Linked DNA regions of Homo sapiens: region 2 is linked to region 1. A link is a contact called in ENCODE Hi-C or POLR2A ChIA-PET data. All regions are on one chromosome and are shown on one strand. Each heading gives the region's core, a stretch centred on a gene start or an enhancer-like site at or near the end of the contact. The rest is flanking DNA. Distances are from core to core; before and after follow the strand shown.

What was found. A loop is a pair of places that touch in the nucleus more often than their neighbours do. ChIA-PET counts read pairs that join two places held with the same protein, here RNA polymerase II (POLR2A). Pooled maps may share reads with other maps.
Region 2: a map of PC-9 shows a loop between it and region 1 (3-fold over the local background). The contact joins two enhancer-like sites. A Hi-C loop is called at or near these places in 2 of 168 maps with a recorded cell type or tissue (PC-9 and endothelial cell of hepatic sinusoid) and 3 of 50 pooled maps. POLR2A ChIA-PET finds 5 or more read pairs at or near these places in 6 of 52 experiments (BJ, Caco-2, HEK293 and 3 more).

The regions. Positions count from the first base shown.
Region 1 is chr18:3,623,392-3,627,458 of GRCh38, reverse strand. All of the region lies in intron 7 of DLGAP1 (DLG associated protein 1), which reads left to right. Among named protein-coding and RNA genes, the nearest start is that of DLGAP1-AS2, 22 kb to the right of the region's middle. RefSeq lists enhancers at 1,688-2,259, 2,424-3,623, 3,406-3,979 and a silencer at 3,295-3,589. Within about 2 kb of position 2,483, at least 33 of the 41 ENCODE cell types and tissues checked have a DNase peak (open chromatin) inside an H3K27ac peak, as active enhancers do; they include PC-9, where a contact is called at or near this core.
Region 2 is chr18:3,792,180-3,796,158 of GRCh38, reverse strand. All of the region lies in intron 5 of DLGAP1 (DLG associated protein 1), which reads left to right. Among named protein-coding and RNA genes, the nearest start is that of DLGAP1-AS3, 84 kb to the left of the region's middle. Within about 2 kb of position 1,283, at least 5 of the 41 ENCODE cell types and tissues checked have a DNase peak (open chromatin) inside an H3K27ac peak, as active enhancers do; they include PC-9, where a contact is called at or near this core.

The sequences.
Region 1 (4,067 bases), core at 1,234-3,733:
ACATATATGCCTAACATTCCTCTATCTCATGGAACTGTACGAAGGAAACTGACAACACATTGGACTGAACAAATTCACTCACTGCATTTGCCTGCCTGGGACTCGGTCAGTGCCTTCCCTGAGCTCAGAAGCCTATAAACTTCTGCAATCTGTTCTTCTCAAGAGCATTGTATTAGTAATCACACACCAGAAACAACTGACAAAAAATTACTAGCACTAGGCCAGGTGTGGTGGCTCACTCCTGTAATCTTAGCACTTTGGGAGGCCAAGGCGGGAAGATCACTTAAGCTCAGGAGTTCAAGACCAGCCTGGGCAACATAGTGAGCCCTCATCTCTATTAAAAAAAAATTACTAGCACTAATAAAATGTTAGCAGTACTTTCATGAGACCATGTAATTCTTTCAGGTACATTGTTAATGACCTTATTGAAATATGACTCATATGTCATAAAATCCACTCGTTTAAAGTGCACAATTCAGCGTTTTTTGTGTGTGTGCTCACAGAGTTGTACAACCATCACCACAGTCTTAGCTTCAAATATTTTCTTTTCTTTTTTTTGTGAGACAGAGTCTCACTCTGTTGCCCAGGCTGGAGTGCAGTGGCGTGATCTCAGCTCACTGCAGCCTCCGCCCTCCCGGGTTCAAATGATTCTCCTGCCTCAGCCTCCCGAGTAGCTGGGATTACAGGTGCACGCCACCACAATTTTTATATTTTTAGTAGAGACAAAATTTTTCCATGTTGGGCAGGCTGGTCTTGAACTCCTGACCTCAAGTGATCCGCCCACCTCCACCTCCCAAAGTAGTGGGATGATAGGCATGAGCTACCACATCCAGCTTTCTTTTCTTTGCTTTTTTTTTTTTTTTTAACAGGTTCTTGCTCTGTCACCCAGCAGGGTGGAGTGCAGTGGTGTGATCTCGGCTCACTGAAGCCTTGACCCCCCACATTCAAGTGATCCTCCCACCTCAGCCTCCTGAGTAGCTGGGACTACAGACGCCCACCACCATGCCCAGCTAATTTTTGTATTTTTTGTAGAGACTGAGTTTTGCCATGTTGCCCAGGCTTGTCTTAAATTCCTGGGCTTACGCAATCCTCCCACCTCAGCCTCCCAAAATGCTAAGATTACAGATGTGAGCCGCCATTCCTGATCTTTTTTTTTTTTTTCTTTTTTGAGACTGGGTCTCACTCTGTAGCCCAGGCTGGAGTGCACTGGCGCGATCACTACTCATTGTAGCCTCAACCTCGGGCTAAAGTGATCCTCCCACCTCAGCCCCCCAAGTAGCTGGCACTACAGGGATGTGCCACCACGCTGGGCTAATTTTTTTATTTTGTAGAGATGGGTCTCCCTATGTTGTCCAGGCTGGTCTTGAATTCCTGGGCTGAAATGATCCTCCTGCCTCAGCCTCCTAAAATGCTGGGATTACAGGTGTGAGCCATGGCTCCCAGCCACATTTTCATCTCCCACAAACCTAGGCAAGCACAAGTCTACTTTCTGTCCCTCAGAATTAATTTATGCTTTTGGAAAATGAATAAATGTAGGCATGCATGAACAGAGATTTGATCATATCCTTTGAAAAAACTATTCAACTCCCTGGGTCAGGGGAGGTTAGTTCAACATTGGTAGTTCAAGGAATTTGTGACATGCCAGAAATTAAGAACTCAGGTTGAGAACAGTGATAGTTGCATTGTGTTAAGATGAAATTGATATTTATGATTTCCTTTTTTTTTCTGTTTTACAAATGCTTTCTGAACTAACATGATGTACTAATCTCTAAGAAAAATAAGCCTAATTGCCTCTCACTTAGATTGCAATCATGAAGGTCTAATTTTTCTGTAAGAACATTACTCTTCTTAGATTACAACATATTCATAAACAAAACCCCAAAAAAGGCATGCTTTGGGTTTAACTGCCTTAAAACAAGCCATTTTCTATTGTGAAAGCTTGAAGTTGTCCAACATCTAATCTCCTAGAAAATAATTTGCTAATTTGCTTCGATTTTTCTGTTTGGGGCATTGCGTGAAGTGGTGCCTCCTTGAAGAACTTCACACACACAGGAAGCAGTTCCACTGCAAGGTGACTCACCTGAGGAGGTCTCTCCTTCCCTCCATTAGCTTCCCAGCCCCCGCAAACACACACACAACCTCTCACGGGGTGGGAGGACAGAAACTGTCTGTGCAACTGCACAGAGATCTTGGCCACCTAAGCAAATAGGTGGAGTGTATCCATACCTGATAAAACTTTCCAAATAGTCATAGAATTTGGCAGTCGTAACATCACTGGGCATTTAATGACTAGGGCTTCATCTCTATGAAGGGGGCTGTGAAGCCTGCTCGGGAGAGAGGAATGAGGGACCATCTCCTTAGAGAAGTGGGTGGGTAGAAATCATTTCTTATACTTGGCAGGGGTGGAGGACAGCCTCCATGAGTCACGACTCAGGCGTTTAGGGACTTGTGGCTTGGGTTTTTCCCTTCTGCATATTGTGTGTGTGGTAGGTAGACTTTGCTTCTGGGAGCATCTGCGGGAAACCGCTATTTTTGGTTCTTATGAGAGGCAGGAAGAGCGTTCAGTGAGTACTACCTGGGTGGGTCTTAGTGGTCTATTTCTTGGAGTTTAGATTAGTTTGCTCTTGAGATTCCCCCTGGGTGCATATGGCCTAACTCAGATGTGATATGATCAAACCTTCCCTGTAGCTAAGCAGAAAAAAACAAAATAAATTTGAATTTAAAAGGGGATGGGTATGCTCAGTCTGTTTTCCCTCTTCTTTATCATGACTTTTGGGGATTTCTTGAATCTTAAAAAATTGAAGTCTTCCAATGGGGAAAAGTAAGTAGGCTTTTCCTTTCTAAGAAGGGTAATGCTTAACATTTGTGGGATTTTGGTGATAAGTTTGCTACAAAACTACTCCTACAGTTCAGAGAAAATGACGCGGCAGAAATGAGCTGCCAGCAGGGCCAGGCTGTCGGCTTTGAAATTCCAGAGGCCTGCCCAGCCCTTTTGGTTTCCTGGAATGCTTTCATTCAGTCGTCATGCGGTAGGTGAGGAAAAACCCTGCAACATCAGTGTTGAGCTGGAAGAATATCTCATCTGCCGTCAGGGGACAGCGGCCCAGGGCGACAGGCACACATCCCTGCCTGTGCTCAGCGGCACAGTCAATGGACCGCGGGGCAGGGGCACGCAGGCTCGCCCAGCAGCAGTGTCAGACCTATGCGCACAAACAGACGGTTCACGCCCAGGTCACAGGCGCCCGTTGTCTCCTGGCCAGAGGTTGACGCACAGGCCAACCGTTGGACAGGCTCATGCTCTGTGTCATGAGAAAGGTGGAGCAGAGGTGACTCAGGGAAAGGCTGCTTTCCCCTAACACTGGCATTTGATTAATCTCATCTCAAATGCTGTCACTCACCCAGAAAGGGCCTAAATGTGCCTTACTTCCGCTGCTGGAGCGGTGGAATGTGGCAGCAGCTGTCTGGATGATGTGGAAGCCCAGCACGAGGAGGAGGGAGGAAAAGTACCAGATCCCACTGAACCGGTCAGATGAATGCAGGCAGGAGGGGAAACGGGCATCCGCACGGGGACCGGCCACATCCTAAGGCTGGAGGCTGCCCTGATGAAAAAGGCCCATTAGCAGGGAAGCAACGGGAAAAGCATTTTCTAGGGGGGTTTTCCTTTTTTTTTTTTTTTTTTTTTGAGACGGAGTCTTGCTCTGTCTCTCAGGCTGGGGTGCAGTAGTGTGACCTCGGCTCACTGCAAGCTCCGCCTCCCAGGTTCAAGCGATTCTCCTGCCTCAGGCTCCTGAGTAGCTGGGATTACAGGCATGCGCCACCACGCCCGGCTGATTTTTGTATTTTTAGTAGAGACACATTGGCCAGGCTGGTCTCGCACTCCTGACCTCAGGTGATCCGCCCGCCTCAGCCTCCCAAAGTGCTGGGATTACAGGCGTGAGCCACTGTGCCCGGCTGGCTTTTCCTTTTCACACGGCCTTGAAGAACTTCAAGAAGAGTTGTCATTAGCAGAACCTAAGACGGACTGAATCCCTTGTGTAGGTGAATTTGTGTCTAGGACCTCTTATACA
Region 2 (3,979 bases), core at 34-2,533, 170 kb before region 1:
TGTCTGCATTAGAACCCAGAACAGAGATACAGAAGGGCGATATCAGTAATCAATGCTGGTGATAATGTTTGCTTGGGGCTGCTGGGGAAACCTGGCTACTAATTGGCAATAACTCAGTGGGCGATGTTGGTCCTTAACTCCTTAATCGTATTAGCCCTTTGACCATCGGATAGCATCTCTTTAAGACTGGCCCAATCCTGCGGCTCTGCTCATTCCACCTGCTCATTCCTCCCAGCACTGCCAGATGTCCAACGAGATCATACAATACAAGGATAACAAATTTTTTTGTGGGTTTTGGTTGGTATATATGAGGAGAACCTTTGTGTTTTATTTGGATAATTTGTATTCAACAAGCCCTGGAACCCTAAGAAAATAGGTGATGTGCCTATCTATCTATCTCCCGGTCTAGCTACCTGGGAGGCTGAGGTGGGAGGATCGCATGGGCCCAGGAGTTGGGAGTCCAGCCTGGACAACATAGTGAGACCCTCATCTCTAAAAATAAACAAACAAATAAATAATACAAGTAAATTTAAAAATAGAAAACAGGCCAGGCGCGGTGACTCATGCCTGTAATCCCAGCACTTTGGGAGGCCAAGGTGGGCAGATCACGAGGTCAAGAGATCGAGACCATCCTGGCCAACATGGTGAAACCCCGTCTCTACTAAAAATACAAAAATTAGCTGGGCGTGGTGGTGGGCGCCTGTAGTCCCAGCTACTCAGGAGGCTGAGGCAGGAGAATCGCTTGAACCCAGGGGGCGGAGGTTGCAGTGAGCCAAGATCATGCCACTGCACTCCAGCCTGGCAACAGAGAGAGACCCTGTCTCAAAAAAAAGAAAAGAGAAAAGAAAACAGATGAGGACAAGGGAGAAAATATATTTTTAAATAAGTGTTTAGCTTAGTTTCCAATAAGAAAATCTCTGTGTCTGTTTCAAGGAATTTGGGGGTTTCTTCCTGGCTTTTCATGACATCCATCTCCCCTGTCACTTAGGACACTCAGTGGGTGTCTCTGTGATCCTCTGGATCCTGGCTAGAATGAGTTATATATGTCCACGGAGTCTTACACTCATGCCAATTTGGAAGTAAGTGAGTAACTCACAAGGGAAATTGGCTTCAGTTACATTCTCCCTGACCAATAAATAAGTATTCATTGGATCGTTTGCATCTCTAAGATATTCCATATTCTTCAGGATGCTGACTCCATCACACAGGAATGAATGCCTAAGGCTTCGCAGTGGGAGATAAGTGGGAGAGAAGCTGCTTTGCAGAAGTCAGGCGTGGTGCGAGAGGAAACCAGTGACGCACTTTTTCTCCTCCATATGTTATCAGATTAGCCAGATCCTATGTGCTGAGAACTGGCAGAGCTTCCTCCGCTGCTGAATAGATTGAGCAGTAACTCCCAGCCACACAGCCACCTTGATAATTAGGTGACATTTCTGCCAACTTCTGCAATCTGCCCTCTAGGGGGGCAGTGGGCCAAGTCACACCTTTGTGGCTACGTATGGTCCCACATGAATGACTCAATCCCATTGTTTTATGTCAGCCTTTCCTGTCCCACACAAAAGCCCCGAGTGTGAGAAGCTCTCTTTATACATAGAGGAACCTTCCACCTTCAGCCCCATGGTCAGTGCTGACTGACAGCATCCTGGGTGGGTTCTCCACGGGACCCTTTCCAGGTGCCATTCCCCATTGCTATAGTCAAGTTCAACAAGGTAGTAAGAGCAAGACTTTGACACGGAGAGTTTTGAAGTCAGAAATAAATGAATCCATGCCTATAATTGAGATGGGCTTTGAACATGTATCACAATAATGCACACTGTCAGCTGCACTGAGTCTCTTCTGTATATGTTCTGTCCTAGCTAACAAGTTTCCTGCCTCATCACTGACCTCCAAGCTGTCACCTTCCATGCTGCCACAGTTAGAGAAGGGTTAAAGGAAGTTGTGCAGCCAAACAGGAGAGTCTGAGGGCAGGTGGAACTAAGAGACAACTGGGACCTAGCCAGCCAGGCCCTTCTTGACAAAGGAGAAGGGAGGAGACGTGCAGAGTTAGGAATGAAGCATTTAAGTATATGTGGTGTCCTCGTTCATTCATGGGTTCATTTGTTCAGCTGGTACTTAACCTTGCTGTGTACCAGGCACTGTGCTGGACACTGGGGATACCACAGTGAACAAAACAGGCAGTAGCCCCTGCCCTTACAGAGCTTGCATCCTAGTAGGGAAGACAAAAACCAGCAAGACAGATAAGTGACATAAAGAGCAAGGAAGACTAGGATAACGGCTAAGAAGGAAAAAGTTAAGCAGGAGGAGGTGCTGTTCAGAGAAAGTGATTACGAAAGGCCACACTCACAAGGGGATAGTGTCAGGGGGTCGCAGAGTGGGGCATGCAGCTGTGCAAGGGGAAAGTGAGTCAGACAGAAAGCAGCAAGTCCTGGAGGTGTGCCTGGTGTGCAGGAGGCCATGCAGGAGAGCAGGGGTGGCCACAGCAGAGAGCGCAAAGAGAGAGCTAGGCTCAAGAAGGCAGGAGGGAAGGGAGCCAGACAGCATGGGCCACGGGGAGCACTTCGAGTTGTACTCTAAGTGACATGGGACTCTAACAGCCTTGGGTGGAGGACCAGCACTTTAAGGGGATAAATCTGGCTGCTCTATCAAGAAGAAATTGGAAGGGGGAAGAATGGAAGTCAATACTTTGGGTTGTACTCTGAGTGACACGGGGACTCTGACAGCCTTGGGTGGAGGAGCAGCACTTCAAAGGAATAAATCTGGCTGCTCTATCGAGAAGAAATTGGAGGGAGGCAAGGATGGAAGTCAGGGAAAGCCACACAGCCCTCCGGGACAGTGAGAGTGAGAACAGGGTGGGGCAGTGGACAGGTATGTGCCCATCCTGAGGGCAGGGCTGGCAGGGTGCATTCACGGATCAGACATGGGCTGTGGAAGAAAACAGAGCTGGCCATTGGATCACATGGATGACTCTGGAGAGGCCATATGGAACCGTGGTGTGCTGAAACAGTCCTTCTCAGAGAGAGAGGGCAAGCAATTCATCTGCTAATTCCTCCTGGTCTCCTGCCTTTCATTGGTCGAGTCGTATTCCATGGGATATTAACAGCGCCGCACTTGTGAGCTGTGATACTTACTGAGGGCCTTGAGACTCCTAGTGAAAAAGCCTCCACAGGCCCAGCGGCTCAATGGGGTTGGGCAAACCCGTCCCTGAGGGAGGTCGAGACACCAGCAGTGCCGCAGGTGGAGGAAGAAGCACGGTGGCCAGGCTTCACAGATGGCAGCAGCATGAGCCATCCTGAGGCTGCTCTGTCCAGGAAGCAGGGCCAGAGTCCAAGGCTGAGGGGTCAGGCAGGACCAACAGGATCTGGAAGGTACATGCACAAGCCCCAGTACATTATTCCAGCAGTTCAGCTAACACAGGCTCAATCTGGGCTGACACAGGTGCCCAAAGAAGCTGGCCTGTATGGTGAGGTGTGGCCGCAGATGGTGGTGCCACACATTGTCAGGTTAGTGGGACCATCCCATTCCTTCTGGTCTGCAGTGGAGGCCAAGACAGCAAATGGAATTGCAGAGCTCAAGGTCCAAACTCCATGCAGAAGGGGTTGAGAGAAGGGAAGTAAGAGGTCAAAGTTTCCATCAAAGAGATCAGTATGACGCCAAGGCAGATGTCCCATCATAATATCTTTTTTTTTTTGAGATGGAGTCTCGCTGGAGTGCAGTGGTATGATCTTGGCTCACTGCTGCAATCTCTACCTCCTGGGTTCAAGCAGTTCTCCTGCCCCAGCCTCCCAAGTAGGTGGGATTACAGGCCATGCACCACCATGCCTGGCTAATTTTTGTGTTTTTAGTAGAGACAGGGTTTCACCATGTTGGCCAGGCTGGTCTTGAACTCCAGGCCTCAAGTGATCCATCTACCTCAGCCTCCCAAAGTGATGGGATTACAGGTGTGAGCCATCGTGCCCAGCCCCATCATAATATCTTAAGT